Linked DNA regions of Homo sapiens: region 1 is linked to region 2. A link is an interaction called in ENCODE POLR2A ChIA-PET data of the cell type or tissue named here. Cell type or tissue: PC-9. All regions are shown on one strand. Links, peaks and the distances in the headings refer to the core of each region. The heading gives the core; the rest is flanking DNA.

Evidence for each region. Peaks named below come from ENCODE experiments on the same cell type or tissue, not always from the same donor. Only the 100,000 strongest peaks of a DNase experiment are listed, where the experiment ranks them.
Region 1: POLR2A ChIA-PET joins it to region 2 with 9 read pairs; 2 of 35 experiments call an interaction of 5 or more read pairs at or near these places.

Annotation. Positions count from the first base shown.
Region 1 is chr3:170,234,655-170,242,223 of GRCh38, reverse strand. PRKCI (protein kinase C iota) reads right to left here. Exons shown (of 18, transcript NM_002740.6): 2 at 6,873-6,994. Among named protein-coding and RNA genes, the nearest start is that of PRKCI, 16 kb to the right of the region's middle. In PC-9, for the core only: no CTCF peak of the experiment used is centred there; no DNase peak of the experiment used is centred there; H3K27ac peaks cover 7 bases.
Region 2 is chr3:170,043,775-170,055,289 of GRCh38, reverse strand. The region is part of intron 2 of GPR160 (G protein-coupled receptor 160); the gene reads right to left. LOC124909455 (a long non-coding RNA gene) reads left to right here. Exons shown (of 3, transcript XR_007096156.1): 3 at 6,432-7,853. Among named protein-coding and RNA genes, the nearest start is that of GPR160, 12 kb to the right of the region's middle. RefSeq lists enhancers at 90-229, 8,954-9,113, 9,074-9,574, 10,154-10,203. In PC-9, for the core only: no CTCF peak of the experiment used is centred there; a DNase peak (open chromatin) is centred at 5,449; H3K4me3 peaks cover 2,602 bases; H3K27ac peaks cover 3,910 bases.

The sequences.
Region 1 (7,569 bases), core at 3,570-7,569, 190 kb before region 2:
CTACACATTCAGCCAAAGAGTTGGTTGAATTCAACTCCTGGCTAAGGCCAGGAGTTCAAGACCAGCCTGGGCAACAATGTAACAAGACCCTGTCTCTACAAAAAAAATTTTTTTGAGACGGAGTTTTGCTATTGTTGCCCAGGCTAGAGTGCAATGGCACGATCTCGGCTCACCGCAACCTCCATCTCTCGGGTTCAAGCAATTCTCCTACCTTAGCCTCCCAAGTAGCTGGGATTACAGGCATGCACTACCACGCCCAGCTAATTTTGTACTTTTAGTAGAGACAGGGTTTCTCCATGTTGGCCCGACCTCAGGTGATCCTCCTGCCTCAGCCTCCCCAAGTGCTGAGATTACAGGTGTGAGCCACTGCACCCAGCCAAAAGAATTTTTTTTAAAGTAGCTAGGCATGGTGGTACACACCTGTAGCTAAGAGGCTGCGATGGGAGGATCTCAAAAGCCCATAGGTTTGAGGCTGCAGTGAGCTATAATTGCATCAGTACACTCCAGCCTGAGTAACAGAGTGAGGCCTTTTCTCTCTCTCTCTCTGTCTCTGTCTCTCTCTCTCCCTCTCTCAAAACAAAGGTGAACTACGCTGTAGCATCTGCATCATTCACAATAGCTAAGATATGGAAACAATTGAAATGCCCATCAATGGATAAACAGATGAAATAAATATGGCATATACACACAATGGAATACTACTCAGCCTCAAGCAGAAAATTATGTCATATTCAACAACATGGATGAACCTAGAGGACATTATGCTAAGTGAAATAAGCATAAGCCAGGCATACAAAGGCAAACACCACATGATATATGGAATCTAAAAAAGTTGAACTCATACACGTAGAGAGTACCAGAGGCTGGAGGGAGTGGGTTAGATAGAGAAAGGAGGTGCCAGTTAAAGGGTACAAGGTTGTGGTTAGACAGGAGTAGTAAGTTCTGGTGATCTATTGCATAGCATGGTGACTACAATTCATAATAATGTATTGTGTATTTCAAAATAACAAAAAGAGTGGATTTTAAATGTCCTCACCACAAAGAAATAAGTATTTGAGGTAATAGATGTGTTAATTACCCTGATTTTTTCATTCCACAACATATACATGTATTGAAACATCACACTGTATCCCACGAACATATACAATTATTATCTGTTAATTAAAAATTTAAAAAAAAGAACTGAAAACTTACATTTGTTAAAAAAATAAAGTCACATTTGTCATTCCCTGTCCCACACTTTTGTTACACAAGAATTTATGAGAAAGAGGAGTGTGGCATGATGGTTACAAAATTACTACTCATTCTAAAATGTTTAGTTAGATTAAGCAAACCAGTTTTTCCACAGTAAAACAAATCACTAAGACTGGTTTTGAGTACAAGGAAAAAGGGCAGTTGTCTTAAATCTCTTTAAACAGATGAAGTAAGCTTAAGATCTTTACTTGCTCCAACATAAAATTCCAACAATTAAATGTTTGGCTTGAGGAACAGCACTTCTCATATGCCAGAGAAATCAAGTGACTGTCCTGTCTTTGATCCTAGAGAATTTTTTTTCTCCAGATCAGACCGACATGCCCCAATGCCTACATGATTAAAAACAAAGGTGACAAAATTACAACTGAAAACTAATTGAAAGTAACTTAAAAATAATTACTGTTGGCTCTGTATGCCTAAAATTAAGAAAAGATTGGTATCAGAATTAAGCAAGGTGAGAAGGATCGCATGGGAATCAACAGACCTTAATGAAAAATTTAACCTTTTACTTGAACAAGACAAAGCCTAGAGCTTCATAGCTTTCCCCAGAAAACTTGGAAACTTAATAGCTACTTAGGGAGAAAGAAGTATGAAATGCATTATAATAAGACTGTTGCATCAGAAAGTTAATTTACTATGTGCATCTGTTAATTAAAATATGCTACTTTAAGAAAAAAAAAACAGAATAAACAGTAACTGTCAATGCTTAAGTCTCCAATAACTGAAGCAAAATTAAACCAGGGAAAGGCTTGTTGCTAGCCTCTTGTACAACTCACAAATATATATATACACATATATCTTTTTTTTGGAAACAGGGTATTGCTTTGTTGCCTAGGTTGGAGTGCAGTGGCACAATCATGGCTCACTGCAGCCTCCATCTCCCATGCTCAAGCAATCCTTCCACCTTAGCTTTTTGAGTAGCTGAGACTATAGGTGTGTACCACCATGCCCAGCTAACTAAAAAAAAAATTTTTTTTGTAGGGACAGGGTCTCACTATCTCACTATGTTGCCCAGACTGGTCTCAAACTTCTGGGCTCAAGGGATCCTTCTGCCTTGGCCTCCCAAAATGCTGGGATTACAAGCATGAGCCACCGCACTCAGCCACAAATATTTTTTGAGCATAGTATTATTTAGTATTGCTCTAGGCACTGCAGCTCCAACATGAACAAAACAGACAAGACCTCTGCTCTCATGGAGCTTACACTCTACCATACAAAAAAAAAAAAACACTCTACCATACAAGAGAAAAAACAGGGCAAGAAGATACAAAATGAATGGAGATAGGAAGGCTTCTTGGAGGACATGACATTTGAGTTAAAACCTGAATGATGAGAGACAGCCAGGTGACAATCTGGGAACAGAACTCTCCAGGCAAGGATAATACAAAGGTATTATAAAAACGTTTAATGGACTATCGCTAAACTAAGTACGTCTAATAAAAAGCATTATCCAGTGATGCCTATGTGTGCTGCAATTTGAAAATCATTGACTGAAAAACAACTCTAATCAGCAAATAAATGGTATGAAATGATCAGGATTAAAATAAGAATATTCATTTATGATAAGAAGCATTTTATTGAATGCTAAGCATAAGTTGCACACTGTGCTAAATTATATATAGTCTCATTTTCTGGCTGAAGACATATTGTGAGATAGTCATGACATTTATAAGTAACCATATTTAAACTATCTTTGTGATAGGGTAGGTCAAAAAGATAAAGATACTCAACTTTCCTCTTAATGCAAAATTTGAAATACCAGGTTAGCATTTCACTTACTGATCTTTAAAAATGTTTATGATTCATATCTAAGGTTGGTAAGGGCAAGAATGAAAAAATCCTCTCATTTCATGTAGTTGTGTGAAAAACTAGTTTAATTTTTTAATGGACAAAAATTATATTTATGGTATATAACATGATGTTTTGATATACATATGTTTTGACATAGTGGCTCACACCTGTAATCCCAGCACTTTGGGAGGCTAGGTCAGGAGGATCACTTAAGGCCAGAGTTCAAGACTAGCCTGGGCAACATAGTGAGAACCCAGCCTCTGTATTAAAAGAGAAATAAATAAATAAGGCTGGGAGTGGTGGCTCATGCCTGTAATCCCAGCACTTTGGGAGGCCAAGGCGGGTGGATCACTTGAGGCCAGAGTTCAAGACCAGCCTGGCCAACATGGTGAAACCCCGTCTCTACTAAAAATACAAAAATTAGGCAGGCATGGTGTTGCACGCTTGTAATCCCAGCTACTCAGGAGGCTGGGGCACAAGAATTGCTTGAACCAAGGAGGAGGAGGTTGCAGTGGGCGGAGATCGAGACACTGCACTCCAGCCTGGGCAACAGAGTGAGACTGTCTCAAAAAAAAAAAAAAAAAGAAAAGAAATGTTCATTATATATTGTTTATGGTAGTGAAAAACTAGAAATAGTCCAAATGTCCATCGATAAGGGATTAATCATGAAACATCTATAATATGTAATACTATGCAGTACTAAAAAAAAAAAAAGAGTAATGATGCAAATTGAAGTACACTGAAATGAAAAAATGTCCAGCGCATACTATAAAGGAAAACACTGCATAACGATTTGTATATAATTTTTTTTTTTTTGAAATGGAGTCTCGCTCTGTTGCCCAGGCAGGAGTACAACGACACAATCTCAGCTCACTGTAACCTCCGTCTCCCAGGTTCAAGTGATTCTCCTGCCTCACCCTCTCTAGTAGCTGGGATTACAGGCACCCGCCACCACGCTCAGGTAATTTTTCTATTTTCAGTAGAGATGGGGTTTCACTATGCTGGTCAGGCTGGTCTCGAACTCCTGACCTCAGGCCATCCACCCGCCTCGGCCTCCCAAAATGCTGGGATTATAGGCATGAGAAACCATGCCCGGCCCCATATAATTTTTTTTTAAGGCCATGGAGGGCCAGGGTGGGTGGCACTGGGCTCCAAGCTCCCCATGCCCACCAGGTCTGCAAAATATCAGCTGTATGTCATTTGTCATGTTAATAAAACTGTTAATAAAGAATTTATAGAAACATACATACACGTTTGCAAATGCATAGAAAATATATAGAAGGATACATACTAAGCTATTCTCTTACAATTGGAATTGGTGAGGGAGGAGAGAGAAAAAAGGAAAAACAGGAGGCTTCTTTTTACATTTCATAAATTTTTGCACTACTTTTTTTCCTGAACAGTGAACATGAATTACTTCAGGAACACTGTTTTAAAAAATGAGAATGTGTTTATGTTTACCTATAGCTTGGAGCTTCAATAATGACTTTCCAGAGTTCTTTATATCAGGGAAGATAGAAATGATCCCAAATATTGAGCTAAATATTATGACATTCCTTAAAATGAAATTCTATTTGTATAACAATTAACAGAAAACTATTGTAAAAAAAGTAGTATATTTAGGGTATCTTCTCTCTTTTTTTATTTCCACAGGTTTTCAAGGAGCAGGTGGTGTTTGGTTACATGAGTAAGTTCTTTTAGTGGTGACTTCTGAGATTTTGCTGCACCTATCACCTGAGCAGTGTACACTGTACCCAATATGTAGGCCTTTATCCCTCACCCCCAACCCACCCTTTCTTTAGGGTACCTTTTAACTAGACTTCCATAATAGTCATGTAAAATAAAATTTAATGTGATCTGCAAAGCTCTTGGGGATCTAGTCTCATGCTTCTCAAACAAATTTCTGTATTCATACAACTCACCCGTGGAGCCTGTTAAACTGTAGGCCAATTCATACTTCACCACTTCATACTTCAGATACAGTGAATTACTGCTTTTCACTCATCATGTTCTTCACATTTCTGTGCCTTTCTACATATTCTTCTTCAGCCTATATGGTTTTCTCCTCACCTCCTCTACCTCAAAAACTTCTACTCTGTTACAGGTTTATGTCAAACATTGCAGATGTATTATAGATGTGTCTTCCTTTGTATTCCTCAAGGCCCCTATGCGTTTATGTTCCAGAATTTATCACATTTGTTACACATGTGTCCATCTCCCTATCAGACTATGGGTTTGAGGATAGGAAATGTCTGTCCTCAGCACACAGATATTTGCTTCTTTTTCCCTTTTTCTTTCTTTTTTTTTTTTTTTTGAGACAGGGTCTTGCTTTGCTTGCTTTGTTGCTGGAGTGCAGTGGCACAATCAGGGCCCATCTTCAGCCTTGACCTTCCAGGCTCGAGCAATCTTCCCACCTCAGCCTCCCAAGTAGCTGGGACCACAGGTGCACGCTACCACCAGATAAGTTTTAAAAACTTTTTGTAGAGACAGGGTCTCACAATGTTGCCCAGGCTGTTCTCAAACTCCTGGCCTCAAGCAATCCTCCCACCTCAGACTCTAAAGTGCTGGGATTACAGGCGTAAGCCTACATATATGATAAATGTTTTCTGAGTACAAGTCACTGAGGTATCAGGTTTCTGCCACTACTTTGAAATAATGATTGTCAAAATCACTTTCATTCCACAATATTTTCTTTAAGGTAATATTCAGCTTAAAAATAGGTAATCTCTTAAATTAAAATATAAGACAACACATATTCAAAATTAAAGTGAAGCTGGGGGCCAGGTGTGGTGGCCCATACCTGTAATCCCAGCACTTTGGGAGGCCTAGGTGGGCAGATCACTTGAGGCCAGGAGTTCAAGACCAGCCTGGGCAACACGGCAAAACCCCGTCTCTACTACAAATACAAAAATTATCTGGGTGTGGTGGTGCACCCCTGTATCCCAGCTACTTGGGAGGCTGAGGCACAAGAATTGCTTGAACCTTGGAGGCGGAGGTTACAGTGAGCTGATATCATGCCACTACACTCCAGCCTGGGCGACAGAGCCAGACTCTGTCTCAAAAAAAAAAAATTTAAATTAAAAAATAAAGTGAAGCTGAATGCAGTGGCTCCTGCTTGCAATCCCAGTACTTTGGGAGGTCATGATGGGAAGATCACTTGAGGCCAGGAGTTGGAGACCAGCCTGGACAACTTAGCAAGACCCTGTCTTTAAAAAATAAAAAAAAAAAATTTAATTCAAAGAAAAAACAAAATTAAAGTAAAACATCACACTATTTGATGAGATGCTTACCTTATGCTTAAAAAAGTCAAGTTAGGCTGGGCACAGTGGCTCACGCCTGCAATGCCAGCACTTTGGGAGGCCGAGGTGGGCAGATCATAAGGTCAGGAGTTTGAGACCAGCTTGGCCAACATAGCGAAACCCCCGTCTCTACTAAAAATACAAAAATTAGCCGGGCATGGTGGTGCACACTTGTAGTCCCAGCTACTTGGGAGGCTGAGGCAGGAGAATCGCTTGAACCCGGGAGGTGGAGGTTTTGGTGAGCCAAGATTAGGCCACTGCACTCTAGCCTGGGCGATAGAGCGAGACTCCGTCTCAAAAAAAAAAAAAAAAAGTCAAGTTAATTTCACATCATTTTGGCGTAAAAGGGGCAAAAAAAAGATTGTGCTCTTCAGTATTCTTTTAAATACTTAAAGAAAAAACAAGAATGGCATCAAATTTCTAATAGTCTTTCCTCTTAAACTTTTTAGGACTCATTATATTTTTACAACAAATGATAGAATAAGATCTTAAAATGCTTACACAGGCAGCCCTGTCTTTACCACTCACCTTCCTCATCTATCCATTTCATGGTGAAGAGCTGTTCGTTGTCAAAAGAACACATGTCTCGAACCTCATTGCAAAGGCCCTCAAAGGAGATGGAAGGTTCAAAATGTGTTATCATGATATCCCTGAAAAAGAAAAGGAGTTTTCAGTTTGAAAATGATTAAAAATAATAATGCTGTATATATTACTGAATGCTTGACAATTTGATGAACTTCAGTAATTTTGTGTGTGCATCAACATGTATTGCTTTCAGTAAATGATTTCATTCAAGTAAAAATTAAAATATCAAGCTGGGCACGGTGGCTCATGCACTTTGGGAGGCTGAGCTGGGCAGATCACTTTAGCCCAGGAGCTCAAGACCAGCCTGGGCAACATGGTGAAACCCCGTCTCTACTAAAAATACAAAAAAAAAATTAGCCAGAGGCTGAGGTGGGAGGATCCTTCTCAGGGGGGGAACATGGGAGGTGTAGGTTACAGTGAGCTGAGATCACATCACTGCACTCCAGCCTGGGCAACAGAGGAGACTGTGTCAAAAAAATAAATAAAAACAAAAGAAAACAAAAAAATCAAATACATATATACACACTTGCATAATTATATTGTTTTAAATAGTTTTTAAAAATAAAAATAGAAAATAGCTTATTTTAATGACAAAAGAGAATTGCTTGATTTAAAGCAATTTTTCTTTCAAAGAACCCTC
Region 2 (11,515 bases), core at 3,430-7,429:
CCCAATCAGCCGGGGTCCAGTTCTCCTATAAGTCTTTGGTAACAGTATCCCAGACCTACGCCAGCTTGCCCCACTACCATTCTACCTGTTTTGTTTCCATTCTCAGGATTCAGAAATATAACATACACATCTCCTAAGAACGACTTTATATCCATACAGTAGAATATTATTCAGTCTTAAAAGGAAATGAAATCCTGGCCGGGCACGGTGGCTTATGCCTATAATCCCAATACTTTGGGAGGCCAAGGCAGATGGGTCACCTGTGGTCAGGAGTTCGAGACCAGCCTGGCCAACATGGTGAAACCCTGTCTCTACTAAAAATACAAAAAGTAGCTGGGCATGGTAGCAGATGGCGGTAATCCCAGCTACTAGGGAGGCTGAGGCAGGAGAATCACTTGAATTTGGGAGGCAGAGGTTGCAGTGAGCCAAGATCGGGCCACTGCATTCCACCCCGGGTGACAGAGCAAGACTTCGTCTCAAAAAAAAAAAAAAGAAAAGAAATTCTGATACATGCTGAAGGTGGAAGAACCCGTAAGACATTACACTAAGTGAATAAGCAGACAGAAGATGACAAATATCATATGATCCCATATATATGAGGTACCTAGAATAATCAAATTCATAGACAAAAAGTAAACAGTAGCCAGGAGCTAGGAGAAGGGAAGAATGAGGAGTTACTGTTTAATGGGTGCAGGTTTTCAGCACAGGATGAAAAAGTTCTGAAGATGCGTAGATAGCAGTATCAGTTGCTCAACAATGTGAATGTACTTAGTGCCATTGACCTGTACACTTAAAAATGGTTAAGATGGTAAATTTTAGGTATATTTTACTATAATGATTTGACCTGAGCAGCTCAGTCCTTCTATTCTGCCAGAAGGTGGTGATGTTTTCTTAGCCCCTGCTGTCTGCTTCAATGTCAGGCAAAAGCAATTTTGAAGAGACAGTTTTCTGGATACCTCTGGGACCTCAGGGCCTTTGAACTTGTGCTTCAGAAGACCATTCTGCCTGGGATGGTCTTCTTTCTTATACTCATGTAGCTTGCTCCCTCAACTGCCTGAAGTCTTCACTTAAATGATACTTTTTTTTTTTTAAGCATGAGACTAATAATGATGAGAGTTTAAGATAAGTTTGTTGGGCAGGCAGGGCTCTCAAGCCAAATAACTCTACACACACATACACACACACACACACAAACGCTGCTTTTTAGTTTATAAAATATTTTATGGAAATTGTCTGATTCAAATTGTCTAAATCATGTTCCTGAACTAATATTCCATGCACAAATGCCAAGATATTCAAGTGTTAAAGCTGAGTAATTAAAAAAAAAAACAAAAAACCAAAATGGGTAACTGTGGTCTTTTCCCTAATTTGAGGTGAAGAGAAAGTGCCAACAGATGAAAAATAAATATATTCACATTACTGAATACAGAAAACAAGCATATGACCATCTTGAGAGATGCAGAAAAATCTTTGGAAAAAATTCAACAACCATTCATGATAAAAACCTCTCAGCAAAGTAGGAAACTGATGGTTTCCTCAACCTGATAAGGAACATCTATGAAAAATCTATAGCTATCATTATACTTAAGTGTGAAAGACTGACCACTTTACCCCTAAAATTGGAAACAAGGTAAGGATATCTGTCCTTACTACATCTACTCAACATTTTAGGATATCCTAGCCCATTCAGTAAGGCGAGAAAATAAAAGAAAGGCATACAGACTAGAAAGGATAAGATAAAACTATTTGTAGATGGCATTTATGTATATTGATAATCCTAAGGTACTTACAAAAAATCTACTGGAATTAATAAATGAATTTAGTTAAGATCACAGGTCAATTTTTAAAACCACATTGCTATATATAGCAACAAAATTCAAAAATGAAGGAAAATATATCATTTCCAATAGACTCAAAAACATAAAATAAGAATAAATTTGTATAAATATTTATAAAATGTCAATGCTAAAAGCTACAAAACACTGCCAAAAAAACCTAAAGACCTTAACAGAGATATGCCATGTTCATGGATAAGAAGATTAATATTATTAACATGTCAATCCTCCCCAGATTAGTTGATTCAATGTAGTTCTGATCAAAATCCAACCAGGCCTTTTTCTTTTTTAAAGATATTCACAAGCTGATGCTAAAATATATATGAAAATACAAAGGGTTAGAATAGCCAATAACAAAGTTGGACGACTTACACTACCTGATTTCAAGACTTATAAATTATAGAACTCAAGACAATGAGCTTAAGAGTTCAAACCAGTCCACTTGATTTATAAGAAAGTACCAATGCAATTCAATGGAGGAAAGGAAAGTCTTTTCAACACACTGTGCTGGACTAACTGGATAACCGTATGAAAAAAAAAGGACCTTAACTCCACTTCACACCATTAACAGAAATTAACTCAGGAGAGATCACAAGCATAGCTATAAAAGGTAAGACTCTACAAGGAAAACAAAGGAGAATATGTTTGCAACCTTAGAGTAAAGAATTCTCAAGCAAAACACAAAAAGCACCAAATAGAAAAAAAATTGATAAAGTGAACTCATTAAAATTAGATTCTTCTGTTCATCATAAGAAAATGAAAAGGCAATTACAGACTGGGAGAAAATGCTTACAACACATCTATCTAACAAAAGACTTGTGCCCAGACTACCAGACCACATATATAAAGAGTGCCTACAAATGAATAACAAAAAGTCAAACTACTCAAACAAAAATGGGCAAAATACTTAAAAAGACACTCCAAAAAGAATATGTACAAATGGCCAATAGCAAACAAAAAGGTACTCAACATCATTAGTTATCAGGATAAAGCTAATTAAAATGACAATGACATACAATTTCACATCCATCAGAATGACTAAAATCAGAAAGACCAACAATACCAAATATTGGAAAAGATGTAGAGTAACGAGAACTCCTATACGCTGCTGTTTGAGGTGTAAAATGGTGTATCCCCTTGGAAAATAGTGTGGCATTTCAACATAGGCTTATCCTATGATCCAGTACTTCTACTACTAGATATTTACCTAGGAGTAATTAAAACAGGTCGGCCAAGTGCAGAGGCTCACGCCTATAATCCCAGTACTTTGGAAGGCCAAGGTGGGCGGATCACTTGAGGTCAGGAGTTCGAGATCAACCTGGTCGACATGGTGAAACCACGTCTCTCCTAAAAATACAAAAATTAGCTGAGCATGGTGGCGTGCACCTGTAATCCCAGCTACTTAGGAGGCTGAGGCAGGGGAATCACTGGAGCCTGGGAGGTGGAGGTTGCAGTGAGCCGAGAATGCGCCACTGCACTCCAGCCTGGGTGACAGAGTGAGACTCCATCTCAAAAACATAACAAAACATGTCCACAAGACTTGTATAAGGTTCAGCAAGTACTTATTAGATATAAGATTAAAAACACAAACCATAAAAGAAATCAACAACTTAGGCTTCATCAAAATTTAAAACTTTTTTTTTCTTTAAAAGGCACCATTAGGGAAAAAGTCATGGGTCTGGGGAAAATATTTTCAAACTATTTATTTGTTTTTTATTTTTTTATTTTTTGAGACAGAGTTTCGTTCTCTCTCCCAAGCTGGAGTGCAGTGGTACGATCCTGGGTCACTGCAACCTCCGCCTCCCAGGTTCAAGTAATTCTTGTGCCTCAGCCTCCTGAGTAGCTGGGATTACAGGCGCATGCCACCGCGCCCAGCTAATTTTTGTATTTTTAGTAGAGGCGGGGTTTCGCCATGTTGGCCAGGCTGATCTTGAACTCCTGATCTCAGGTGATCTGCTGGCCTTGGCCTCCCAAAGTGCTGAGATTACAGGTGTGAGCCACTGCACCCAGCCCCAAACCATATATTTGATAAAGAATTTGCATCCAGATATATACCTTAAAATTCTTGAACCTCAATAAGAGGATGGTGAGAAATAATCCAGTTTTAAAATGGGGCAAAAGATGTAACTAGACGTGTCATCAAAGATGATATAGATCTATATTGATATCAATATAGATCAAATATCCAATAAAAAAGAAGACATATAAGTAACTAATAAGCACATGAAAAGGAACTCAACAGCATTAGTCATTAGGGAAATGCAAATTAAAACTGCCAATGAGACACCATTATATACCCTTTGGAATATCTATAATAAGAACGACTAACAATTTCAAATGTTGGCAAGAATGTAGAGAATCCTCATACACTGTTAGTGGGACTCTAACATTGCACAGCCGCTTTTGGAAAATAGTTTGGCAGTTTCTTAAAAAGTTAAACATAAACTTACCACATGACTCCGCAATTATACCCCTACAAATCTACTCAAGAGAAATACAAATAAGGTCCATACTAACACTTGTAGATAGCAACATTACCTCGTTTATAGCAACATTATTCATAATAGCCAAGCCCTGGGAACAATTCAAATGTTCATCAACTGGTGAGTGGATAAATAAAATGCAGTACATTTATAAAACTGTATGCTACTCAGCAATACAAAGGAACAAACTACTGATACATGCTGCAACATGGATGAACCTCAAAAATGTTGTGCTAAGTGAGAGATGCCTGACACATAAAACTACATATCCCAAGATTCCTCTTATTTGAAATTTCCCAGACAAGGCAAGAGACAGAAAGAAGTTCAATGGCTATCTGGGGCTACAGGTGGGAACTGATTGTATACTGGCAGAGAGACCAGCCTGACCAACAAAAAAATTAGGTGGGCGTGGTGGTGCATGCCTGTAATCCCAGCTGCTTGGGAGGCTGAGGCAGGAGAATTACTTGAACCTGGCAGGTGGAGGTTATGGTGAGCAGATTGCACCATTGTACTCCAGCCTGGACAACAAGAGCAAAACTCCGTCTCAAAAAAAAAAAAAAATTAGCTAAGCATGGTGGCAGGTGCCTGTAATCCCAGCTACCCGGGAGGCCAAGGCAGGAGAATCACTTGAACCTGGGAGGTGGAGGTTGCAGTGAGCTGAGATCGCACCAGTGCACTCCAGCCTGGGCAACAAGAGCGAAACTCCATCTCAACAACAACAAAAAAAAAAAGAAGAAGAAGTAAATTAGGCGGGCATGGTGGCAGGCACCTGTAATCCCAGCTACTCGAGAGGCTGAGGCAGGAGAATCACTTAAACCTGGGAGGTGGAGGTTGCAGTGAGCCGAGAACGCACCATTGCACTCCAGCCTGGTCAACAAGAGTGAAACTCAGTGTCAAAAAAAAAAAAAAGGAATTGTCTGAGTGTACCTTTTAGAATAAAGTTTACTTAATATCAGGTTCCTGGTCTGCTGGTGAGAGGAAAAAAGTATTAGAGAACCCAACAGTCTCAGACTCGTGAAGCAAAAACAAGCTTGGCAGCAATCAGGTCCGGCACATTCCAGACTCACCAAGTAGTCATTTCAGGCCTCCACCACCTGCTCCAGCTCCCAAGCCACTGGAAGACGGGTGCCGGGAGGAAAGGCTAAACTTTGTGGACACACCCTGAGGAAGGCTGCTGCCTGGTCAGTGACATCTACTGTGACTCAGGACTCAGGCCAGGAGGAAAGGAGCACCACCACCACAGGCAGCTTGCCCATCCTTCCGTCACTTCCTTTCCATTCCCCCAGGTCCCCTTAGAGTGACCCTCAGAGTTGGCTCTACACCAGCCCTGGAGGCGTGATGCGAATGAGGCATGACCCTGCTCCCTGGAGTCTGTCTACAGACCACACTACCCAGTGTCTGGGAGGGCACCATGTCAGGGCACTTTGTATACTCCTGCGGCATTTTAAGGAGGGTTTAAAACGTTCATGCCTTTTGACCCAGTGTCTGCACTCTGGTAACTTGTCATAAGGAAATAATCTGGGTTGAGGGAAATAATTACTGCGGAAGCAGTTCACTTTGGCATACTTATAATAGCCCACAGTATACCCTCCCCAGTCCCCAAAAGAATCAAAACAACTTAATGTCTAACAATAGGGAATGAGTCAAATGAATTATCAGACAGTCATAAGATGGATTACCACCTGCAGCCATGAAAGATAAACTTGAGAGAAAAACTAAATAACAGGAAAATGCTGACAATATAATGTTAAATGACAGATACAAGATAAAGCTGTGTGTAGCAGGGCTTCTCATAGGGGGATGAGATGAGATCCTGCTGATCCCTGAACCGGTGTTACTGAGGGGAGCCTGCTCTTGTCCTTACACGGTCTTACGTTAAGGGAGACAGGAGGGTGCAAACCAGTGGTAGACACAGTGGTACATCCCAGTATCAGGGAAATAGGAAAAATGTACGTATATTCACAGATCAGAGGTAATTAATGCCAGCCCACCGTGACTGGTAAGGTGGTGGCCTCAGGGACTAAGACTTCCGAAACTTGAATATAGATCTTGTTAAAAGACAGATTCTGATTCAATGTCTGGGGCAGGCCTGAGCTTTTGCATTTCTAACAAGCTCCCAGGTGATGCCATGCTGCCAGCCGACAGGCCACGCATGGAGCAAGCCTGAAGAGGACATTTGTCCTGGAGGGGGAGAACCCGGCGACACAAACAGCAACTGGTTGGTGAGAATAGAGGTACATGTTTACTTTTTACACTGTCCTGTATCTTCCACAATACAAATCTGTTGCTTTTGTGATAAGAAAGAAAACTTTCCAATGTTGAAAACCTTTGACTCAGTACTTATTTTTACAGGAATCCATCTCAAATAATGTGAAATGGGATCCAAGGTTTATGTGCATTCAAATTGGAATGATGTACAACATCAAAAAATGAGCAACAACTTAGTTCTCTAATATTTTAAAAGAATGGCTAAAAAAGCCTAAAATAGCATGCAGTCATTAAAAACATTTATAAAGACATAGGGGAATACAATGATTTTTTATTTAAAAAAAATTTTTTAATAGCTTTAGGTGTACAAGTGGGTTTTGGTTACATAGATGAACTGTACAGTGGTAAAGTCTAGGATTTTAGAGTACTCATCACCCAGGTAGTGTACATTGTACCTAATAGGTTGTTTTTCATCCCTCATCCCCTTCCCATCCTGCCCTTCTGAGTCTCCATAGTCCATTATATCACTCTGCATGCCTCTGTGTACCCATAGCTTAGCTTCCACTTACTTACAAGTGAGAACATATGGCATTTCGTTTTCGATTCCTGAGTTACTTCACTTAGAATAATGGCCTTCATGGGCATGGTGGCTCACGCCTGTAATCCCAGCACTTTGGGAGGCCAAGGCGGGTGGATCACCTGAGGTCAGGAGTTCGAGACCAGCCTGGCCAACGTGGTGAAACCCTGTCGCTACAAAAATTACCTGGACATGATGGCTGATGCCTGCAATCCCAGCTACTCGGGAGGCTGAGGTGGGAGAATCGCTTGAACCTGGGAGGTGGAGGTTGCAGTGAGCCGACATTGGGCCACTGCATTCCAGCTTGGGTGACTGAGCAAGACTTCATCTCAAAAAAAAAAAAAAAAAAAAGAATAATGTCCTTCAGTTCCATCCAAGTTGCTGCAAAAGACATTATTTTGTTCTTTTTATAGCTGAGCAGTATTCCATGGTGTGTTGTGTATGTGTATATGTGATGTGTATATATGTATGTGTATATGTGATGTGTATATACATATATCACATATTCTTTATCCACTCATTGGTTGATGGACACTTAGGTTGATTCCATATCTTTGCAATTGTGAATTGTGCTATGATAAACATATGCATGCAGGTGTCTTTTTGATATCGTCATAATGATAAATTTTAATCAAAGTATAGCAACTATGTTAAAATTCTAACATAAAATGAATTGTTTATAAAATGTTAAAATTTTTTAAATTTATAAAAAAACAAAGTAAAACAAAATAAAAAGGAAATATACCCAAATGTCAATGCCTTCAGATCCTTGGATTGTGGGTCATAAAAGACTTTTCCCTTTAAACCTTTCAGAATACAGTAAAGTTGAAGGCAGGCAGGATCAGGAGGCAAGGGCAGCAATGGAAAGTAGCTGAGGCCATAGGAAGAAGAGAAAACCTTGCGGTGAACAGGACAGTGCAGGCTTGGGGGGATGCGGTGAGGGTGTGGCAGGTACAGACTACACACTGAAACACCTGGCTGGAGTGCAGGAGAAGGACGAAGGGTTAGGTGAAGGTAGGATGGACTCTGAAGCTTTGGGTCTGCACCTGGGGCAGGAGGGAGAATCCAAAGCCTACTGCCTCTCTTCCTCCCACTGCCCCCTGCTGAAGGGGACCAGGCAAGGGCTGTCGACAGGGGAGACCTCTGCCCTGCTGCTTGGAGGGGAATCACTGGCCCTCCATTCAGCTTCCCTGGACACCATGGATGCTTTCAGCTTCCCAGCAACACCTTAGCTATCAATCTCTAAAGTGCTTCCTCCTCAGAATTACTTAAGGGCATAAAGAATAAGAACTCATGTTACCTCTCTGATACAGTAAAATGAAGGCCATTCCATGTTCTCATTTCTGGCCTGAACCTGGGTTCACTTCTGTACCTCCTCTCCTGAAACAGGCAGCCAAAGGCAATCGAAACAAATGTAAACAAACAGAAACCTGCATTGCTAGTTTAAAGATCAAACCAGATAGCCCTTTTAGGAACTATAAAATATTAAATAAACATTAGTTAACAGCATCTATATTACTTTTCCAAGTTAAAAAGTAAGCCTCTCAATGTATCTGTTCTATGATTTTACTACTAAGGGGCAAGTCAGGCATTGTACTTTGCTGTGTCTGTGTCAGGATTTCATAAAATGTTGTTAGCCCCTCACAACATTCCTATTAGATATGCTTATCCCCAGGTGACAGAAGAGGCACTGGCTGCCCAGAAGACCTGGCCTTAAACCCCTGCCAGGCGGTGGCATAGCTGAGGCTGGGACTCCTGTGTCCCAGCTAACACTAGCCCGCTCTCTCATAAGGGGTTGGAGTTTGTATCCACATGAATGCTAGGGGATTCCAACTCCTTTCCACAGTCAGTGGAGATTTTAATCCCCGAACAACAAAGCCAAAGCCCTGGCTCAAAGTCACAAGTTGTGGCCCAGTTCTCATCAATTCCAAAGCTGCTGCTGCACCAAACACCCTGTTAGCATTTGTCATGGAGAACATTTCCCTAAGGCCATGTGGGAACCCAGATGGGCAGCCCATGGCTCACTCCACGAACAGAGGTCAGAGCTCAGATGCATTTCTTCCCTGTGGTCTTTCTTCTAACATTATGTGGGGGAAATTCTCCCCAGTAAAAGTGAAAGTAAAGGAAGCAGGGCTCTAACAACAACAATAATAATAGCTAACTCACAATCCATCCTACTCCATGCCAGGCACTGTTACAAGCACTTGACGTGCCACTGAATCCTCACCGCCCTATGATGTAGGTATTATTATTACTTCTAGCTTACATAGGGGAAACTGAGGTACAAAGAGGTTTTAAAAAATGAGTCAAGGTCACACAGGTGGTGGAAGAACCAGAAATGAAACCCAGGGATCTGGCTGAGTCCATACTCAAGACTGCTTGGCCTCTCCCTGTTTGCTCTGGCTAATAACCAATTAACCCACTCTTCCTTGACAAGGGGGTTAATCATCACCTGAGGGAGCACACAGCCACAAACCTGAATCGCAGAGTTCTCCAGAAAGGATCCCATCAAGCCGCTGGTCTGGCATTCACAAAACATGTCAGCCTCTGAACTCACTTCTTTTTTTTTCTTTCTTTTTTTATTTTTTATTTTTTTTGAGACAGAATCTTGCTCTGTCGCCCAGGCTAGAGTGCAGTGGCGTGATCTCGGCTCACTGCAACCTCCACCTCCTGGTTCAAGCGAGTCTCCTCCCGAGTAGCTGGGACTACAGGCGAGTGCCACCACCCCTGGCTAATTGGTTTTTTTTTTTTTTTTTTTTTTTTTTTTTTTTTTTTTTTGTATTTTTAGTAGAGACAGGGTTTCACCGTGTTAGCCAGGATGGTCTCGATTTCCTGACCTCACTATCCACCCACCTCGGCCTCCCAAAGTGCTGGGATTACAGGTGTGAGCCACCATGCTCGGCCTGAACTCACTTCTTTTGGCCAAAACAAGCTGTTCCACTTGGAGCCCTTGTTTATTCCATGTCCGTTTACACACACACCTAGACTGACAACTCGAGTGACAAAGGCCCACAACAGCACCTGACATTTCCTGAAAGCCACCCAACAAGGTTCACTTTTGTGCCATTTCCTCTTTTCATTCTCCTCCACGGCACACGTACATGGGAAGAAAATGCAGAACTCAGGGGAAGGAAACAAAGATCTAAAGAGAAACTTCAACTGTCATGAAACTCCAGCTATTCACAGAAGCGAGAATGTTTGCCCCGTGACCCTTAACCGAAAGTTTCAAGGCAAGGAAATTAAGCCACCCTTGGACTTGCATCACAGAAACCCCTTAAGGCTGGACTATGCGGGTGCCTCAGCTCCTCATCCCTGCAGAGCTTTCTTGGGGGGCTGTGCCTAAGCAGTGTATAGAAGTGGACTTGTCATCAGCAGGAGAGTGGTAGGCAGAGAAGGATGGGGGAGAGGGGCCCTTTGCAAGTCCTAGGAACCCCTCAGAGTGGCTGGGGTCCAGCTCAGAGCAGCTACAGTGAGCTGATGCACAACTTCAGGATCCACATGGGTCCCCTGCTTAAAGGGGAAGGGTTAAAGGCCTTTTTGGTGCCCCATCCCTGCAGGACACCCTGGGGAACCGCCAAGGTGCACAAGACCCACCTGCCTACTCACAAAGACCCAATGGTGTGGGAGTTTGGAGCCATTCCTTTTCCCTACTGAGGCCTGCCCACACCTACTCCATTCTTGTCAAACTGCAGGGGGTAGCGAACAAGTTCCTTATAAGTGAGAAAATAGGCAGCATGGGAGAAAAATGACAACGCGGCTTGTATTCGTCTGACAGAGAAGCACTGAGACTAAACACAAGACTCTCATTTCCTCAAAGGAATATGCTCTTTCCCATTTTTCTCTTCTCTTTTTTTTTTTTTTTGAGATGGAGTTTCGCTCTTCTTCCCCAGGCTGGAGTGCAATGGCGTGATCTCGGCTCACCGCAACCTCCGCCCCCTGAGTTCAAGTGATTCTCCAGCCTCAGTCTCCCAAGTAGCTGGGATTACAGGCATACACCACCACGCCAGGCTAATTTTGTATTTTTAGTAGAGACGAGGTTTCTCCATGTTGGTCAGGTTGGTTTCGAACTCCCAACCTCAGGTGATCCCCGCACCTTGGCCTCCCAAAGTGTCTTTCCCATTTTTCTTGCAACAAGAGCCTCTCAACCTATATTTTGTTATTCCATTTGGGGTAGAGACACATACATAGAAAGATCTCTTACCGTTAAAAAAAAAAAAAAGTACAATCTCAGGGCTGGGGACTATTTTAGGGGTTGCTGGGGGCTGAGGGGACTGGGATGTACTACCCTTCCCTAAAGAGGCAGCTGCTCTAGTATTGCCGTTGGGAATCGTTAGGGCAGAATATTTGACATTTCCCAATTTTCAACGCTCACTCAGTGTTTTTTTTTAAGCTCTATGCTGGCCCGACAGAAC